Linked DNA regions of Homo sapiens: all the other regions are linked to region 3. Evidence: chromatin contacts called from ENCODE Hi-C or POLR2A ChIA-PET data. All regions are on one chromosome and are shown on one strand. Each heading gives the region's core, a stretch centred on a gene start or an enhancer-like site at or near the end of the contact. The rest is flanking DNA. Distances are from core to core; before and after follow the strand shown. Region 1 overlaps NDE1 (nudE neurodevelopment protein 1). Region 2 holds the start of MARF1 (meiosis regulator and mRNA stability factor 1). Region 3 overlaps PDXDC1 (pyridoxal dependent decarboxylase domain containing 1).

The links. A loop is a pair of places that touch in the nucleus more often than their neighbours do. ChIA-PET counts read pairs that join two places held with the same protein, here RNA polymerase II (POLR2A). Pooled maps may share reads with other maps.
Region 1: a map of psoas muscle shows a loop between it and region 3 (10-fold over the local background). The contact joins two enhancer-like sites. A Hi-C loop is called at or near these places in 1 of 168 maps with a recorded cell type or tissue (psoas muscle). POLR2A ChIA-PET finds 5 or more read pairs at or near these places in 2 of 52 experiments (activated CD4-positive, alpha-beta T cell and activated T-cell).
Region 2: a loop to region 3 is called in a pooled map, with 10 times the contacts of the local background. The contact joins the promoter of MARF1 here to the enhancer-like site in region 3. A Hi-C loop is called at or near these places in 1 of 168 maps with a recorded cell type or tissue (chondrocyte) and 7 of 50 pooled maps. POLR2A ChIA-PET finds 5 or more read pairs at or near these places in 1 of 52 experiments (activated CD4-positive, alpha-beta T cell).

The regions. Positions count from the first base shown.
Region 1 is chr16:15,680,835-15,683,534 of GRCh38, forward strand. The region is part of intron 4 of NDE1 (nudE neurodevelopment protein 1); the gene reads left to right. Among named protein-coding and RNA genes, the nearest start is that of NDE1, 32 kb to the left of the region's middle. RefSeq lists an enhancer at 1,298-1,592. Within about 2 kb of position 1,402, at least 5 of the 41 ENCODE cell types and tissues checked have a DNase peak (open chromatin) inside an H3K27ac peak, as active enhancers do.
Region 2 is chr16:15,641,771-15,644,470 of GRCh38, forward strand. It overlaps MARF1 (meiosis regulator and mRNA stability factor 1), which reads right to left and starts at 1,384. Exons shown (of 27, transcript NM_014647.4): 1 at 1,248-1,384. MIR484 (microRNA 484) reads left to right here and starts at 1,524; the gene lies at 1,524-1,602. It also overlaps a transcript of NDE1 not described here.
Region 3 is chr16:15,012,769-15,015,468 of GRCh38, forward strand. All of the region lies in intron 8 of PDXDC1 (pyridoxal dependent decarboxylase domain containing 1), which reads left to right. Among named protein-coding and RNA genes, the nearest start is that of MIR1972-1, 3.7 kb to the left of the region's middle. RefSeq lists a silencer at 242-347. Within about 2 kb of position 1,408, at least 15 of the 41 ENCODE cell types and tissues checked have a DNase peak (open chromatin) inside an H3K27ac peak, as active enhancers do.

The DNA of each region.
Region 1 (2,700 bases), core at 152-2,651, 670 kb after region 3:
GCCCTTTGTATATTTTTACTACTAATCTTTTCTCCTGCATTGAAAATAATTTTTTCCGTGGTAATCTTTTGTTTGTTGACTTTGTCTATTGTATCATTTTCCATACAAATATTTCCTTTTTTCTCTTTTGAAAAAAAATTTTTTATACATGTATTTTTCATTTTTAGGTCATCAGTTACATCTTTTTTTAAATACCTTCTAGGTTTGCAGATTTCACTAGGGAAGTCTCCTTGGTTCTTGATTGTTCATGTGTTTTGTGTTTTTTTTGCAATATTTTTTAATTGTTTAATTTTTTTGTATCCTTATTCCTTAGTCTGCAATGAATTTATTTTTGTATCTAGTATAAGATACAAGTTCAATTTTATTTTTATTTTCTTTAGGTGGATAGCCCAGTTGTGCCAGCACTGTTAAACACTGCCTTTTTTTTTTTTTTTTTTTTTTTTTTTTTTGAGACTGGGCCTCGCTCCATTGCCCAGAGTAGAGTGCCATGGTGCAATTACAGCTCACTGGAGCCTTGACCTCCTGGGGCAAGTGATTCTCCCACCTCAGCCTCCTGAGTGTCTGGGACTATAGGCATGTGCCACTATACCTGGCTAATTTTTGTATTTTTTGTAGATACAGGGTTTTTCCATGTTGCCTAGGCTGGTCTCAAAGTCCTGGACTCGGTCTGTCCACCTTGGCCTCCCAAAGTGCTGGGATTATAGGCATGAGCCACCATACCCGGCCTTTGGCATATTTTAAAATTGGGTTGTTCGTTGTTTTTTTTCCCATGATTTCTAGGAGATTTTTATATATTTGTCTGTGACATGAATGGACAGTATTGGGAGTTTGTCATTTGTTTCCAGCTTTGTCTGATGTATATTTTATTGTACAGAGTTACTGATTTGTTTTGTTTTGAGTCAGAGTCTTGCCCTATGGCCCAGGCTGGAGTGCAGGTGCAGGATCTCGGCTAACTGCAACCTCCACCCTCCCAGGTTCAAGCTATTCTCCTGCCTCAGCCTCCCAAGTAGCTGGGATTACAGGCGCCCACTGCCACGCCTGGCTAATTTTTGTATTTTTAGCGGAGATGGGGTTTCACCATGTTGGCCAGGCTGGTATTTGATTTTTTTGTAGTCAGATTTCTTAGTCATAGTTAGAAGGGCCTTGTGCACTCCAAGGTTTATAAAGCAATTAGCCAAGTGTTTTCTTGTAGTATTTTTGTTTTTTCTTTCTTTTCTATTTTTATTTTTGTACTAAACGTGCATTGTTTTTGTTAATACAATTTGGCCAAATGCTGAATAGTTTAGTGTTAAAAATCGGATGAGGTAGAAGCCCAGTTCACCATTATAGAATCAATAAAGTTCTAGGTCACCAAAGTTTTATGTATTTATGTTTTGAGACAAGGTCTCTCTCTGTCGCCCCTGCTGGAGTGCAGTGGCACGATCACTTCAGCCTCCCCAGTAGCTGGGACTACAGTCATGTGCCACCATGACTCACTAATTTGTGTATTCTTTGTAAAGACCGGGTTTCTCCATGTTGCCTAGGCTCCAAAGCTTTATTTTAAAGACTTGAAAATGTTACAATTTTGTGCAAGTTTAATAGTTATATTTAGAACGTTTGACAGTCTTCTCCAAGAACAAGAGTTTCTCAGCACCATCAGCTGTTTGATTGCTCTCATGGTCCTTCTTCTATACGTCCCTCAAACGAAACTACTCACTTTTAACTGAGGACAGGCACTTTGTATAAGAATAACCTTGAAAAGTGTGCAGGACCTAATTGGAAGTAACTAAAAATTAAATACATTTCCTAAAGGTTACTTTGTTTCATATGAGTACTAAGATGCCAAAAAGTTTTACAAAAATTCAAATAGATTTAATCTAGTTTTACTCTTTTCATAAGTTTTTCATTTTATTTTATTTATTTATTTTTGAGACAGAGTCTTGCTCTGTAGCCCAGGCTGGAGTGCAGTGGTGCGATCTTAGCTCACTGCAGCCTCTGCCTCCCAGGTTCAAATGATTTTCCTGCCTCAGCCTCTCGAGTAGCTGGGACTACATTGCATGTGCCATTATGCCCAGCTAATTTTTCTATTTTTAGTAGAAATGGGGTCTCACCATGGTCCTGACCTCAAGCGATCCACCACCTCGGCCTCCCAAAGTGCTGGGATTATAGCCGTTAGCTCTCACACCCAGTCCAACTTACACATTTTTTTTTTTTAAAGAGATGGGGTCACACAGTGTTTCCCAGGCTGGTCTCAAACTCCTGGATTCAAACAATCTTCCCATCTCGGCTTGCCAAAGTGTTGGGATTACAAGCATGAGCCACTGTGCCCAGCCAATTCCATGGACTTTTAAAGCATTTTTTGGCTCAAAAAGGATATGTTCTTAGTTATCTAACCAGTATATCTCTTTATATTTACTGAAAATCTGTTTTCCTATTTAAGTATTTTCAGGTTCTCAATAACTGCACATGAAATTAACAGCTTTCATAGTCACAAATTATTGCAATATTTTGCTGTTATACTAAATATGGGTTTTTTTTGTTTGTTTTTAAGACAGAGTCTAGCTCTGTTACCCAGGCTGGAGTGCATTGGCACAATCTTGGCTCACTGCAAGCTCCGCCTCCCAGGTTCATGCCATTCTCCTGGCCTCAGCCTCCCGAGTACCTGGGACAACAGGCACCCGCTACCACGAACCGGCTAATTTTTTTGTATTTTTAGTAGAG
Region 2 (2,700 bases), core at 134-2,633, 630 kb after region 3:
TTTCCACTACATCAAGGTGCCTTCAATACTGCTCAATACAAGCGATTAAAAGTAAAAACTTTCAGGTGCCTGCACCCTGAAAACTTCCCAAATACCATCCACGAAGCAACTTAGGTAGCCAAAAGCAGGTTCTGTTTGACTTGAGCGACAGTCTCCTTTCTGTCACTCTCTTCAAGTCTTTTGACCAATTCAATGAGGAGAGCATAGGCTCTGTCGACTGTCTGCATTTTGGTCTCCAATTTGACTGCGGTGCAGCTTTGGACAACTCACAACCTCTCTGAACCTCAGATCCCATCTCTAAAATGGGTGTGATAATAATAGAAACCACCTTACAAGGCCGTTGTTTGGATTACATGAGGTAATCCACGGGGAACATTTAGCAAATGTTGTTTCCTTAGCACCCAATCTAGTCTTTGACCCCACACCACCCCATCCCATTACCGTTTTCTCCCCCATAGCTCTTCTGTCCAAAACGGCCTTTTTAGCTTATTTTATTATCTTTCTCCCCCATTAGGCTATAAACTCCATGACAGCAGAGACTATGTTTTCTTATCCACTATTCCAACTCCTGTCCTTAGTACAATGCCTGGCATATTTTAATAAATAACTGTTGAACGAATAAAGCTTAATAAATAGGAAAACAGTTTAGGTTTCAATACACCGATATGCAAAAGAGAAGAATATTTACCGCTCAGAGAAGTCCAAAAGACACAAATGCAATTGGACAGCTCTTGGTAATACCGGAAAGGTGCTTGAGAAACTCTAAAAGGTGTATCACGAGGTCGCGTTACAACTACTAGTGAGAGTGGCTGAAGCCCTAGACATTGTCAACCCTGAGACTACACCCTATGTGTTGCTAAAAGGCCGAGGAGAATGCAAAACGGCCGGGGAGGGGGGAGTGTGTTGCAAAAACACCCGCCCCTTTCCTTCTCTCTTAACCTTCCAGCTGTGCACTTCACTCCTGGAGGGCCCCACCAGGGGTCAGACAGGGGCGGGCGGGGAGCCAAATGCCCTCGAAGGGGAACAGCGGCGCCAACAGTGACAGTAGTGAATGGACCCGAAAGGGAGACAAGCCAACTCTTTCGTGGGGGGCCCAACTGGCGCGTCCCAGTTAGCTAACCTCCCCTCTCCACCACCATCCCACCAGCAATAGGCGGGGAAAGAGGGGACACTGTCCTCCGTCCCGCCCCGCTGGCCTCGGAGCAGAGCCTGCCGGGGTCTGGTCGCAGGACTGTCTGCAAACTCACCTCTGCCGCCGGCTCCACCTCCGCTCACATTCCGGCCCCGCCGCCTTCCCCCCGCCCCCCCCAGGCCCTTTGTTTTGATTCCCGACTCCGCAGCTCCCGCCGCCGCCGCCAAGCGCACCCTTCACTTCCGCTTCCGCACCGCACCGCCCCTGTCGCAAAACCGACGCCCTTCTCTCCTCTTCGCCCCGCCCCTTCCTCGCCCCGCCTCCGCCGCCGCGTCCTGTCCGCGCGGGGCATGCTGGGAACCCCGGGGGGGGCGGGGCCTCGCGGCCCTGCAGCCTCGTCAGGCTCAGTCCCCTCCCGATAAACCCCTAAATAGGGACTTTCCCGGGGGGTGACCCTGGCTTTTTTGGCGAAAACCCCCAGTTTAAGGAGGCCTTCCCCCTGGCTTCACGTTGTGGAGTCGAAAGGAACCTTGAAGCGGAGAATGAGCTCGTGACGTGGACCCGAGGAAAAAACCTGCCAACCAGGATTTAATAGAATTCAGCTCTTTCAGGCTTTGGAGGGAAGGCGATTTGAACGGGATTTCAATGAAAAACCCTGTCCCTTCGGCTTTTTTTTTTTCCTCTCTCGGGTCTCGTCACGTGATGGTCCTACTTTATTTTTAAAAATTAAATGGCGCATATTCCCCAGCATCCTAAATCTAGTGCAACCTAGTGGCAAGTGGAGAAAAAAATAACTGCCAACCTGGCTTCCTACGAGGTCCCCCGGAGTTCTCGCAAAGTTGCGACCCAGTTGGCAAAAATACAGTGTGTGCAAAGACTCAACTGGACATTGCCACCAAGAATCAAGAGATTTTTGGGGACTTTAGCAAGAAAACGTTATTTTTAAAAGCCCTGCTCCAAAGCTGGTTACAAATGAATACTGCGTTTCCAGTGACAGGTTGGGCGAGCAGAAAGGAAATCTTACGGTTAGTTTCAAACACTTTGTGTTTTAGGTGGCCAGATATGCTGTGTGGTTTGCTTTAAAAAAAAAAATAGCGCCCCACAATCTTCACGTTTCCCTGGAATAAAAAAAAATTTAAGACTCAGCAAAAGGGTGATTTCTGAAACTACCAGCTGATTACTATTTTCTGTTGCAAATTAGGAAAAAAGCAAAGCACATATTGTGTAAGTTAAATCTAGACACGATTTAGGATGTGCTAGCTGCTAGCTAAATGCTACCTTAGGAGTTTATTTTTAAAGTTTGCCCAGAAACAAGTTGACTTTGCAAAAGAATCAGTAAGTCGAAATTGCCAAACGAGAATATTTTGCCCAAAAAAATCCTTACTGGGAGGTTATTTCAATAGGCAATCCCCATTACGTGGGGATTAACACATCCCTGTAAACATCCCTGTAGACGGGTATTGTGGAGGGCAGGATCAGACATGTAGCTGAAGAATCCTTTGTGCCTGTATTTAATTTTCCAGAAGGCAGATGACAAGCACACATCCTCTCCCTGCGTAGGTATTTAT
Region 3 (2,700 bases), core at 158-2,657:
TTGAACCCAGGAGAGAGAGGTTGCAGTGAGCCAAGATTGTGCTACCATACCCCAGCCTGGGTGACAGAGCCAGATCCTTTCTTAAAAAAAAAAAAAAAAAATTCTTTAAAATATAATGTCAGGCCAGGCACAGTGACTCAAGCCTGTAATCCCAGCACTTTGGGAGGCCGAGGCGGGCAGATTACGAGGTCAGGAGATCAAGACATCCTGGCTAACATGGTGAAACCCCGTTTCCACTAAAAATACAAAAAAATAGCTGGGTGTGGTGGTGGGCACCTGTAGTCCTAGCTACTTGGGAGGCCGAGGCAGGAGAATGGCATGAACTCGGGAGGCAGAGGTTGCAGTGAGGTGAGATCGCACCACTGCACTCCAGCCTTGGTGACAGAGTGAGACTCTGTTTCTGTAAAAAATAAATAAGTAAATAAATAAAACTTGCCAGGTGTGGTGGTGGGCACCTGTAGTCCCAGCTACTTGAGAGGCTGAGGCAGGAGAATGGCTTGAACCCGGGAGGCGGAGCTTGCAATGAGCCGAGATTGTGCTACTGCACTTCAGCCTGGGCGACAGAGTGAGACCCTATCTCAAAAAAAAAAGAAAAAAAAAAAAAAAGGCAAAAAACTACAGTGACAGAAGCAGATCAGGATTTTCCAGGGCCAGTGAGGAGTCAGGGAAAGGGTAATTATATTGGGGTTGATGGGATTTGGGGGTTGATGGAAGTATTCTGAATCTTGATTGTGTTGATGGTTACATGCTCTATATATTTGTCAAAACTCATTGGACCGTATACTTACATGAGTGAGTTTTGTTGCATGTAAATCATACTACAATAGGCCGAGCATGAGAGCTCATGCCTGTAGTCCCAGCACTTTGGGAGGCTGAGGCAGGCAGATCACAAGGTCAGGAGTTCAAGACCAGCCTGACCAATGTGGTAAAACCCCATCTCTACTAAAAATGCAAAAATTAGCCAGGTGTGGTGGTGTGCACCTGTAGTCCCAGCTACTTGGGAGGCTGAGGCAGGAAAATCGCTTGAACCTGGGAGGTGGAGGTTGCAGTGAGCCAAGATCGCACCACCGCACTGTAGCCTGGGCGACAGAAAGGGTCTCTGTCTCAAAAAAAAAAAAAAAAAAAAAAATCATACTACAATAAAACTGCTTATTTAGGCCGGGTGCGGTGGCTCATGCATGTAATTCCAGCACTTTGAGAGGCCAAGGCGGGAAGATCACCTGAGGTCAGGAGTTCAAGACCAGCCTGGCCAAAATGGCGAAACCCTGTCTCTACTAAAAATATAAAAATTAGCTGGTTGTGGTGGCAGGCACCTGTAATCCCAGCTACTTAGGAGGCCGAGGCAGGAGAATAGCTTGAACCCAGGAGGCTGAGATTGCAGTGAGCCGAGATTGCGCTGCTGCACTCCGGCCTGGGCAACAGGGTGAGACTCTGTCTCAAAAAAAAAAAAAAAAGACAAAATAGAAAAACCACATAAATATTCACTTTATTGCCAACAGGAAAACCATCACTTCCTGCCTTATTGTTTAAAAACACAAATTCACCCATATTCAATCACATGATAAACTGGAGGGGCTGCAGTTTGCATGTGACTGAGTGACTTGCCAGTGTGATTATGTTGCAGATGTCAGCAGACACATGTCAAGGGTTAGTCACCAGACATTGCCAAGAAATACGAAAAGAGAATCTGCATGCGATCCAGGCACTAACACAGCAGTACGCTTTTATTTTGCTGGAAGAGCCTGTGGCACAGCCCATGCATTGACATTTGATCTTGTTTCAGCTAAACTAAATGTGTCTGTTAAGATTTTTTTTTTTTAATTTGAGGTAGATTTAGGTATGAGGGGAAAAAGTTTTCAGCCCTTTTCCTGGCATAGACCTTACAAAAGAACTACTTTCTTTAGCTGTGTTTGTTGAGGCCGTTGGTGAGTGTTTGAAATCTTTTTAGTTGGCTTACTGCTAACTGGAAATTTAGGACGGTTGGGGGAATGCCTGACTCAACGTTTTAACTAAGCTCTCTCTGAAAAGGGATCTCCCCAGCAAAATCTGTAGTGCAATCAATTACCAAGGGAGCGGCTGAAAGTGCTTAATATGCTTAAGCTGGCTTCAGAATGCATGTTCTGTATTACAAGGAACCTGGGTGGAAACAAAACAAATTCATCTATATGTTTTGTTTGTTTGTTTTTTGAGCTGGAGTCTTGCTTTGTTGCCCAGGCTGGAGTGCAGTGGCACGATCTCGGCTCACTACAAGCTCTGCCTCCCAGGTTCACGCCATTCTCCCGCCTCGGCCCCGCGAGTACCTGGGACTATAGGCGCCCACCACTACACCCGGCTAATTTTGTTTTTGTATTTTTAGTAGAGACGGGATTTCACCGTGTTAGCCAGGATGGTCTCCATCTCCTGACCTTGTGATCCACCCGCCTGGGCCTCCCAGAGTGCTGGGATTACAGATGTGAGCCACTGTGCCCAGCCCACCTATATGATTTTTATAAAGGGCATATCTAAATCAAAATAATCCAGGAAGTGACAATAAAATAAAAAGGTGGAAAAGTTTATCTTGGACAAATGCTGACAAAATGAAAGTACCATAGCCATATTAGTGTGGGATAAAATAGACTTCATATTGATGAAAGATGTAATCTCCTAAAAGAAATAACAGTTATACCTGCTGGGCACGGTGGCTCATGCTTATAATCCCAG